Linked DNA regions of Homo sapiens: region 2 is linked to region 1. A link is an interaction called in ENCODE POLR2A ChIA-PET data of the cell type or tissue named here. Cell type or tissue: endothelial cell of umbilical vein. All regions are shown on one strand.

Region 1 (2,500 bases):
TATTCTTTTAGTATGATCAGTGTTCATCTATGAATTGTTAAGCTTTTCAAAGACAAGGATCCTATTTTTGTGTAATTATGTGATGCAGATTTCATCCATAACCATAGAGTAAATGTTGCTAGCCTGATGAAGTTTTATAGTAATACCATGGTGCAGGGTGACCAACAATGATGCAGCATCTTCAATACATCAATTACCATGCTTCCCATCACTATGTATTTCTTCCCAGCAGTCCATTCATTCTAACAACCTGCCATTCCTCAAACCCTTCCTTATATACCACGTGTAGAAGCAGTTGTAGATCTTGTAGCATATTCTCAATGGGAATTCCTCTTTGAGTTTTAAGAATGAATCTGGTTTTTCCCAAAGTCACCGAGAAACAATTCCAGTGAATAAGGGTGATGATCCAGTTGGAGATGATCATGCTGAATAACACTTCGCCAAATAATTGTTATACAAAGATTTTAGGTGACAAGAGCATCATGGGCCTAAGTCATGGAGTGTTGGCTGACCCCTGGGGACTCCTTTAAGGAGGGTGATAACTCAGTGAATTACTAGGCAGTACCAACTTTGCAATAAGTCCCAATACATTATATCTTCCAAAAGCTGCCAAGAAAACTAAATGTGCTGATTCAGAGGTGGTACTCCCCTCCCAATTCTTACTGCTCCTTTCCAAAAGGAAAAAAGAGGATCTTAAGTAAGAAATGCCAAGTGATCCCCACTAAAACCTAGCACCATTGTAGTCAACTGGCATATGTCCTCAAAGATGATGACACAGGCTTTCCAGTTTTCTTCCCCTATGAAGAATTCATATAAAATAATTTAATGAAAAGGCTTTATGCATAAAAATGTTCAAAAGAGTATTATTTATAAGAGCAAATAACTGGCAATAACTCCCATTCAACAATATGTAAATGGCTAAATTTTAAAAATAGTACATCCACTCAGTGGACTAGGAGAGTGGCTATTAAATATATAGGAATTAAAAAATAAACTAGAATGTCTATGAATATTCAGTAGAGAAAAAAAAGAAAGAGCAAACAAAACTGCCTGGTATTAAAAAATTGGTGAATAATATTTTAATAACATATCTGCTTCTGAATATTAATAATGATGACTAACAGATAATGACATTACTCAGGAGCTCCAGAAGAATGCCTCCATGAAAGCCTGGAAATATCTGAAACCATAATAAAAACACAGGGGTTTAAATAAAAGGAAGCAATTAGAAACTTTGTGGGAGGGAAGAGGGGGAAACTGCGTAAGAAATTATAGCCCAGATATGGAGAAACCAGTCCAAAATAAGAGAAAAAGTTGCTGGAACTTGAAGAAGACACACAGAACAGACTCCAAGCAGACAAGAGAACGACAGAATACATAAGAGATATGGTAGAAAATGCTAATTTTTTCTCTCAACAAAAACAAAATACAGCCTAAAATTTTAAGAAATAAGAAGAAATTATAATAAGAAGCTTATTTATTATCTATTTACTATAGAAATAAAATAAACAAAATGTAGAATGACTCTGAACAACTACAGAAAAAATTACAATCATCTATTAGATTTTGATGCTAAGGGAAAGTTCAGTCTCCTATAAGTGGCTTAAAGGTGGTGACCTCAGAACCCCAGAAAAGGAAATGAAACCACAGCACATGACTTAGCCCTGTATTAAGCAATATTTACCTAGAAATCATAATGTAAATATTATTTATTTTTTCAGCTTTTGCAATCAAACCACAGAGCACAGATGACTTAGCTATACGTATAAAACCATTAATATATACATGTGCCTATATGCATGTATCCATTATAAACCCTCGAGATGCAAAAGGTAACCTAAAACATTATTGACAAGTTGAAGGGTAAATGTGGAGAGGAAAAGTGGAGGGAAACTCTAATATCTTCATCTTACAAAATAGTGAGTGAAGCGAAACTGTCAAAAGTTCATATAGCAAAAGACTGAGATTTATGCATATTCTGTAAACATAAAGGAAACCACAAAGAATAAAAGTAGAAATGTAACTGTCAAGACTTGGGAAGAGAACTGGGAAGGACCAATTGGATATAAATAAATAGTCCTTACCTATCATAAAATAAAGTTTAATAGGCATATCTAAAACTAGTAACTCAAGCATGAGACAGAAGCATATTATTTAGAAATATGATAGTAACCACCAAAAAAACTCAAAAACAAAAAATGGTTACAAGTGGTTGACTATGGGTAATGGAACCGGTTTGGGAAGAGATGGGACAGGAAATTACTGTTTTATTGTAAACACTTCCGCATTATTTTATTTTTACTGTAAGCCTGTATTATAGCACCTTTTAAATTAAAAAAAAAAAAACTTAGAAAAAAATTATTTCAAGCTAGAAAGGATTAACTGCCAACAGCAGGACCAAGAGGTCACAAAAGTCAAATGTGAAGGGGCTTTCCTGGGAAAACCATTACAAGATGTCACTCTTTTGAAGATCATTAAATGCATGACAAGGTCGTCTTTT
Region 2 (2,500 bases), 750 kb before region 1:
TGGGAGCTCTGGGAGCAAAGACCCCTGGTAACAGAAGCATGTTCCACATATCGTTGAGTTGTTGTCAAGATGTAGATGTTGTTCTTGCATACTGGAAAATCACCTCCTACTTCGAATATCTTCTTGATTCTCTCTCCTGCTGTGCCCTTCTAACCAGCACATGAAGCCTAAGTTCCCTTTCTCTTGACTCTCTCCTACCCCACACTGCAAGTAATCAAATCGGAGTTCTCCCTGACCATGATGAAGTTTGTGTCCCCATTAAGGAAATAATAAACATGGGGAAAATATCCCACATAGAGCTAGAAAAGAATTCTCCTAAAAGTAGAAACTTTAGCTTTGACTGATAGAAAAGGTATACCCCTGAATGTTTCCAAACTTAAGTCACAAGGAAGCCCAGCCAAGTACCAGACTGGTGTGAAATAATTTCCCCAGGTGAAGAGTACCACACTATTAGTCGACCGTGCAATTGAAGAAGAGAACGTTGCTTTTCACCAGTCATCTAGGGTCTGGAATGGGAAGGCACGAGGCCAGTGTGATGTAGACATACTCAGCTCTCAAAGAATTTTTCCTTGAAAGAGAAAAACAAAGGCAGGATGAGAACTCAATCAGCTGCTTCCTTCGGGAGACTGGGTGTAGCAGGACGGGCCCCTCACAAATATGCCAAGAATGAAGCTTTTAAATTACCACCACCAAGAATACTGGGTCAGAAGTTCCTAGAATTACTTCCTACTTGGATCAAAGAAGCATAGAGGTACAACAAGGTCTGACATCAGATGTGAAGTGATTTTGAACCCTGACCCACACTCCGATCCCCTTGGAGAACATAACTACTCCTGGAGGTGGAAGCGGATCCTGCCTTAATGGATAAAAACTGAGACAAGTCTTTTGTTCTTTTTAATACCCCAAAGGGTTGAGCTTAAGCCTTTCTGTAGGAGCAAAGACATCACCGTAAGGCAAACAGTGCTAGTACAGAACCATAAAACCCTTCTCAGCATCTAAAGGATACCCATTATGTTCATCTCAAAGTCAGAGTTATTTACTTTGCCTTTTACGTTGACATTCTTTTCTCTACTATGATAGTTAGCAAAATTGAATGAGAAAAGGCCCAAGTTCAAAATCCGCTCTGCTGCTTACAGGCCTTCTTGGTTTCAATAGTCAAACCCAGTGATGATTCTTGCCTGAGCAATCTCAGGTTGTTATGAGGAGTAGAGAATATGTAAATATGGGAAAGGGCTTTGTGACTATTCAGCTCTCCACATGTAAGCGGTTGTAATCATTCACTGACTAAACCTATCAGGTGGATTTTCTTCAACCTCAGTTGCTGCTTCATTCTCCCTTAGGGTCATGAAGTATCAGCAAGAGGCTGTTACTAGTTTTCTTGGGCTGCCTCCTGTCTGTCTCAGTCTGTATCTACAATGGAACCGACAATGAATCATATCTGTGGAGCACCAGGCAACTCAGCACTCCAGTCTGTTAAAGTGTCTTGCACTGCTTATATTACAGCAAATAAAACAGGAAAGGAAAATATATTTATTCCCATCATTAATAATCCATCATGCCTAGTCAAATTGGTCATAGTAAACTGGAACAATCACTCTTGCCTACAACAGTCTCAATATAAGGGAGTTCATTGTGCTAGCTGGGAACTTGGGACCAGATCATCCTGGATCTCAGTGGGCCACTTTCTGGCTGAGTGACCCCACAAAGGTCACTTAATTCCTCATAATTTCCTTATAGATATAATCTTGGTTAATAATAACAACCTATGTAAAGAGTGAGCATATTAAGTTAAATGAGGAAATAATGATAAAAGTGTTACATAGTAAGTCCGCAAGCACATTTGGGTTCCCTTCTTCCTTGCAGGTGAAGGGAAAATAAATAATAATAATGATAGCTGGCTGGGCAAGGTAGCTCACACTTGTAATCCCAGTACTTGGAGAGGCTAAGGAGGGAGGATTGCTTGAGCACAGGAATTTGAGACTAGCCTGGGCAATATGGCAAAACCCTAGCTCTACAAAAATGCAAAAATTAGCTGAGTACGGCAGCATGCACCTGTAGTCCTAGCTACTCAGGAGGCTGCAGTGGGAGAATAGCTTAAGTCTGGGAAGTTGAGGCTGCAGTGAGCTGTGATTGTGCACTGCACTCCAGCCTGGGTGACAGAGCAAGACCCTGTCTCAAAAAAAAAAAAAAAAAGTAAATAATGATAGGTAATACTTACATAGCATCTATGATACAGCAGGCACTGTTCTGAGAGTTCTACTTATTAATATATTAGCTCACCTAGTCTTTGCAACTCTGAGATAGAATGCTGTTTTCATCTAACCTTTACAGGTGGGTAAGCTAAAGCTCAGTGAGATTATATACTTACCTGGGGTCACATAGCTCACAGGGACAGAACCAGGATTTAACTCAGGTGCTCTGACACTACAGTGCTGTGCTAACCTACCATGCTACAACGCTGCCCATGATTATGGATATTAATCCACAGGCTTCTTTCAAC

Evidence for each region. Peaks named below come from ENCODE experiments on the same cell type or tissue, not always from the same donor. Only the 100,000 strongest peaks of a DNase experiment are listed, where the experiment ranks them.
Region 2: POLR2A ChIA-PET joins it to region 1 with 9 read pairs; 1 of 35 experiments calls an interaction of 5 or more read pairs at or near these places.

Annotation. Positions count from the first base shown.
Region 1 is chr3:188,186,436-188,188,935 of GRCh38, reverse strand. All of the region lies in intron 1 of LPP (LIM domain containing preferred translocation partner in lipoma), which reads right to left. Among named protein-coding and RNA genes, the nearest start is that of FLJ42393, 9.1 kb to the right of the region's middle. In endothelial cell of umbilical vein, no CTCF peak of the experiment used is centred here; a DNase peak (open chromatin) is centred at 1,205.
Region 2 is chr3:188,935,713-188,938,212 of GRCh38, reverse strand. No RefSeq gene overlaps it. Among named protein-coding and RNA genes, the nearest start is that of TPRG1-AS1, 11 kb to the left of the region's middle. RefSeq lists enhancers at 1-215, 335-836. In endothelial cell of umbilical vein, no CTCF peak of the experiment used is centred here; DNase peaks (open chromatin) are centred at 642 and 1,402.